Linked DNA regions of Mus musculus: region 1 is linked to region 2. Evidence: chromatin contacts called from ENCODE POLR2A ChIA-PET data. All regions are on one chromosome and are shown on one strand. Each heading gives the region's core, a stretch centred on a gene start or an enhancer-like site at or near the end of the contact. The rest is flanking DNA. Distances are from core to core; before and after follow the strand shown.

Region 1 (3,043 bases), core at 82-2,581, 130 kb after region 2:
CTCTAACCCTTTGAATATAGTCAGGTCAGCAGGCCAGTTTACCCTTTCTCACTTGTAAGCCACAGAGACACCCGAGGATGTCTGTTGTGACTCATAGATGAGCTAAGCCACAGAAAACACTCCTTTGCTAACCACAAGTGCTGAGGGTGGTTCAGGGAAAACAAACAAGCCAACTCCCCCAAATCTGTGTTTGTGTTCGAGAGCCTGTGTGCCCGCACTGGGAGGCCAGAAGTTGCCTTCGGGTATCTCCCTTAACTATTCTTTTTCTTTCTTTCTTTCTTTCTTTTTTTTTTTTTTTTGGAGAATACTCAGTTTTTGAGGTAGGGTCCCTCACTGAGCCTAGACCTCATCGATCGGCTAGGCAGACTAGTTAGCAAACCAGAGAGCTCTTCTCTTCTCCAGACTCAGATTACAGCGTTGGCTCTGGTGGCCATCCTTTTCTGTTTTATGCTGGGGAAACTCAGGTCTTCACGTTTGTGTATCAAGCATTTTTAAGGACTATGACATCTCCCCAGTACTCTCTCACCGCAAAAGAAGGCATTTCTCAACTTTCTATGCAACATGGCTAAACTCCTTTTTGATTGCCCCTTTCCTGTGGGTCATCTCTGATACACCAGGCTGAACAGTGAACTGAGTGGAAACTATTTTCTTACGGGTTTCCTCTACCAAAGGTTCTGCCTATTACTGGACACACTGTGACTTCCTTGTAGAATTGGATCTGTAGCCCTGCACAGGCTAGCTCTTCAGGCCCTCAGAGCTTGTGAAGCTAAAATAAGGCCAAAGAGGGGTGGGGAGGGCACAGGTAGGGAGGAAAAGGAGGACACTTGAAGGCTGAGGGAACAGATGTCCGTGCAAGGAAGCACAGCGATCGTTAACACTGCCTGGAAGGGAAAAAAAAATCCACGAGGCAGAGAGGTTGTGGCCAGATACCTCTAGGGGTCTCTGGTCAAAGTCCAGAAGGAAAAGCAGGGTTTTGATAAGGGGTACTAATAGGAAGCTCAAAAGCAGGGTCTAGGGTATCCATTTCTGAAGCTTCGAGCAGTAACGCATGAAAGGCAGGATGGGTGGGGGGAGCATTGTTTTCTCAATGCTTCCTCTAATTTCTGAGCGCTAGGATCCCATAGAAGTGAGAACTGTACTCCGCCGTCTTCCCCCGTGGGAGAAGGAGCGGGTGGAGTCCCCGCCTCGCCCCGTCACGTGGCCAAAAGCGCCCTTCGCACGTGACCGCCCTTGTGCTTGGCCAATCAGCCTCTGCAGGGGCGGGGACTTGGGGAGGGGGGGGAAGAGGGCCTCTTCTCGCGAGCCTTGCCGCCGGTGCTCCTGGCCCGCCCACGGCCGCCAGCGGAGGTCTCGCGAGGCTTGGACGCTGCGGCGGTAGGAGGAGGACAGGGAAGGACGGAGCTCGGCCGCGGCTGCCTCCCTCGTTCACTCCCTCGCGCGCGCGCTCGCCCGCCCCCTCCCTCCCTCCCCTCCCTTTCCCCGGCCCCGGCCCCGGCCCATTCGCTGCGCGCTCTCCGGCTAGGGAGGATGTCGGGCTCGTCGCTCCCCGGCGCCCTGGCCCTCTCGCTCTTGCTGGTCTCTGGCTCGCTCCTTCCAGGGCCAGGCGCTGCTCAGAACGGTAAGCCGAGGGGCCGGGGGCGGGTCGGGCGGGGGCGCCCGGCTCTGGCAACCAGAGGGGCCGGGCCCAGGCCTGAGGGGGATGCCGGAGCCGGCAGCGGGCGACCCGGCTGAGGCGAGGAGGTGCTTCGCGGAGAGGTGGAGGCGTCGCTTTGGTGCGAGCCCGGGGCTCTGTAGACAGGTCCGCGGCGTAGGGCTCATCGCGCACCGGGAGCTGGAGTAGCGGGGGCGGCTCTGGAGAAAGCGGCGGGAGACAGGCGTTCGAGTTCGAGCTGGCGGAGGGGTGGTGTCGGCGAGAGAACCGGGCTCCGCGGGCGCTGACACCCGGGATTCTACTGGGGCCCTGGAACCCGGGTGACATTCTGCAAAATGGGAGGAGGGGGGAAGCTGGGGTCAAAAGGATCCCGTAGAATACCTAGAGGCAGCAGACTGCTTGAGTCTCTCAAGGAGAGGGGTTAGTGAGCGATTCGGGAAACCTTGGATTTGGGGGTAGAGGGAAGGTGGGTGGAAAGATGGAGTGGGTTGACTGCAGTAGGGGGACCTGGAGAAGAGAAGCAGCAGTGTCTCCAAACGAGCTGGGGGAAGAGGATTGGGTTTTGCCAAGGAGGGTGGAGTGCTGGGCATTCTAGGGTAGCGGTTGGGAAAGCAAAAGGGAGTTTCTAAATAAGGAGAGGAAAATGAGCAGAGGATGCGGGGAAAGCTTTAAAACCGAGGTAGAAGAAATATCAGGGAAGTAAAGGGTGCCTGGGTATAGTGGTGGGAGTGGGGGAAGACGGAAAAATAAGGGAAGAGAGTAAAATGCAGGAAGTCGGGGGTGTAATGTTGCTTTGTAGCGCGGCGGATACATTAGGGAGGGGACGAGTTGTGGCAAATGCTTTATGATGCTAGTTCGGCCTTTGGGGAGGGCTGGGACACAGCCACATCTGCAGTGGTGGGATTGAGGGCAATGAGAGATGGTGGCAGGGGAGATGGAGGAAGTGGGCTTTTAGAACTGAAAGTTTCAAGATTGCAAAGATGTTATTTCTGAGGAATATGAATGTGGTCTCTGGGTTGGGTTTAAGGTACAGTGGAAGTGAGAATTGGGTTGCGAACTGAAGCTCTTTAGAGAAGATGGTGAAAGATAATAGGCTTGGGGAGCTAAACATGACAGATTCTGTTGGAATTGTCACAGTCCGTTGTTGAACCGCACATTCAGATACAAACCTAAAGGGATAATGAACCTAATTCAGCTATTGTGGAAACAACTATTAGGAGGTTTAAAGATTTCTATTTTAAACATGAAAAAAATTAATGAGAAGTTGGTTAGGGATAGGGAGCCATACATTAGTCATTAGTTTTAATCTCTGAATTTCTTCGTTGTTATGCTAAAACAATTTGAAGTGGCTTTCATTAAAACAAAAATCAGTCAGAGCCAGTGGAGTTGAGT
Region 2 (2,817 bases), core at 84-2,583:
AAGTCCATTCAGAAGTCATCTGAGGAGTATTAGATTTTAGGCAGAAAGAGAAGAGAGGGAGGAGGAGAGGCTGAGTCACACTGTCCTGTAGGGTAGAGCCTTATCAGTGCTGCAGATGCCACTGGGGGACAGAGTCTGAGAGAGTTTCCATCTCATCAGCCAAGGAACATGTCTCCTTTTGAAGGTGTCTGGGGGTGGAAGGTCTTGCATCTCAAGGAAGCAGGCTTAGTTAATATGTCTGGGCTTCGTAGCAGAGGTGGGGGAGCAGGGCATTTGTGACTGAGGCTTCACGGGGAAGATCACTCTCCCATGATGCTTGGCTAATGTGTGACTCATGTGAACTGACGATAGTCTGGCTGCCTTTGATCTGAGCTGGGATGTGGCTTAGAGCCTGATTACCTAGAGGTCTGGCTGCTCTTGAATAGAAGTATACATGCTCTCTCCAAAACCACGCAGCCCCCCAAAGGCAGGAGGCAGTGACCCACCAGCCACATTCCCCATACCTTGGTAGGAGACGGGTGTCAAATGCAATGCTGGTACCCTGCCTATCTAGGCTGAAGTCACTTTTGAGTCAAGTTTTCCTTGGCCTTAGTCAAGGCCCTGAGGTACAAAGTGACCTGTCTTAGGACGCTCTGGAGGAGACACTGCCAGCACAGATGGGAGAGTGAAGCCAAGGTGTGGAGCTTCATGATGCCAAGAGCTCATGACACTTTTGCTTCAGTGCCCCCTTCAGTGCCCAGAGCCTTCTCCACTGGAACCATCCCTTTTAGTCAATGGCTCATCCTGGAAACATTCTCGAAGCTGATTACCAGGCCCAATAATGTAAGACTCTGGTGAGAGATTTCCCCCCCACACACACCTTTGCCCCCAACACACACACAGTGAACAACGCTGAGCCGGGAATCGTTGCAAAAACAAGAGGAATTTTATTGTTCCAGCATGCTGGGGTCACCCTGCACAAGAAGAAGAGAGAACAAGGACTCTGCACAGCCCATTCGGTAAGTTTTTATACAGTTTTCAGAGCCGCAGCCATTGCGCACATTGTGATTGGCAGAACAGTGCGACTTTTAAACTGATTGGTCTTTAGGGAATGAGGTGGCAAGGACTTCCCTTGTCTATAGGTGGCCAATGGTCACAGAATGTGTCTATGTGCTCAGGACTTCCCATACCCGCAAGTGGCTGATGGTTGGTTCCTCCCTCCCCCCACCTTGTCTGAGGAATGTAATTAGCCCCTCCCTTCCGGAGGGGGTGGTGCCTAAGTCCTCTATGACCTTTCTCTTCCAGGAGAGGAGATGGAATTTTCCAAAGTTCCTGAGTTGACCTCTTCAGTGCCAGGCATTGGCATTGTGGAGATGAACTAGGCAGGTACTCTCCCTCAAGTACTTCCCAGCCCAGAAGGGGACAGGACCACACCTGAGGACTATCCTAAAGATCTGAACAGTGGAGACAGAATGAAGAGAGCTTGCTTGGACAGCTTTATGTAGCAGAGCTGGTACAAGTGACTTAGGCCTTGAAGGGTGAGTAGTTCATTGAGTTAAAACAGGTATTGTCCAGGTCTGGATAAAAGGGGAGAGGGCAATGATAAGACAACAGAAAAATGAAATGGGGCTTCAGTGGGGGAATATTTACAGGCCCAGAAACCCCAAACTGATGATCATAGGGTGATGTGACCTATGATCAAGGCCTATGTCCTACAGGTGTAGCCCTATACAACATCTGACTTTGGAGCCTGGCACCACAGTGGCAAGGTCTGGAGCACTTTGCCTTACTTTCTGGGCCTCACTGCTGCAGACGGAACAATGACGGACCCAGTGCTCTGAGCACACTCCCAAACACCCTGACTGGAGAGTAGGTGTGTGAATGGCAGCTATCACTGTCACGTGAATTATTACATTGATTTAGAAGGATCTGTTCAGTTCATAAACCCCAAATAATGGAGCCCAGCCAGTCATGAGACTTGCAGAACTATAGAGTCACTGGGGTAGAGCTGGTGCTGGTACTGGAGGCCGTGCTAAAAATGATCCCCGAGGTCTTAGTCCTGGCAGAGGAGAAACGCAGCAGGCTGGGCTGGGTAACTGTGTTGGCAATTTCCCCTTCAAAACCACCTGAACTGGAGCCCCATTCATTAGCATGAGAATGGCGCGCCGGCTGGGATCTGAGGGTCCAAAGGTATTTGTATTCGAAAGAGCTTCCTCTGTTCTTGGCTCAAAGTCACTGCGGCCTGAGCTGCGAGGCTGGGCGGGGATCCAACACACACTGCGGGTAGCCTGGGAAAGAGGGGAGTCCTACCCAAGTGGTTGCTCCGAGCCTCGGGACCACACTCAGAAATGCAGCCCAGAACACCTTCCCCATCCCAGCCCACCCGGAGCCATCCCTGTATTTGGGAAGCTCTCTTGTAAGTTCTTGAAATGTCTCCCCACCCCTCCAGCCTTTATTTCTTTTTAAATCCTGTGTGGAAGAAGGCAGGGGTTTGAGACCTGTGTGCCTCTCACAAAGGAACCTAGAGTTTTCAAAGGTGGAGAAGCACTGCCCAACGGGATTAGTAATAGTAACCATCATTACAGCTAGTGGTTGGGAGCTGCCCCTTGCCAGGCATCATGTTAGGAATTTTACATACATTATCCTCGGTGTGGCTCTCTTTTTAAAATTCATGCCACAATCCTGAGATGTGGTTTCAAGCCTCACTTTACTGATCAGGAAACTATGATGTGGAGGATAGTGTTAGCTTACCCAGGATTAAGAAAATAAATTTCCTATCTGGAGTATGGGCTACAGTATTAAGTTCCACACCTCCTGATTGCCCTTCCGGCTGCCCCT

What was found. ChIA-PET counts read pairs that join two places held with the same protein, here RNA polymerase II (POLR2A).
Region 1: POLR2A ChIA-PET joins it to region 2 with 14 read pairs in embryonic stem cell. The contact joins the promoter of Nptn here to the promoter of 4930461G14Rik in region 2. POLR2A ChIA-PET finds 5 or more read pairs at or near these places in 3 of 5 experiments (Patski and embryonic stem cell).

The regions. Positions count from the first base shown.
Region 1 is chr9:58,580,909-58,583,951 of GRCm38, forward strand. Nptn (neuroplastin) reads left to right here and starts at 1,332. Exons shown (of 9, transcript NM_001357751.1): 1 at 1,332-1,618. The coding sequence starts at 1,528.
Region 2 is chr9:58,453,840-58,456,656 of GRCm38, forward strand. It overlaps 4930461G14Rik (RIKEN cDNA 4930461G14 gene), which reads left to right and starts at 1,334. Exons shown (of 3, transcript NR_040736.1): 1 at 1,334-1,517.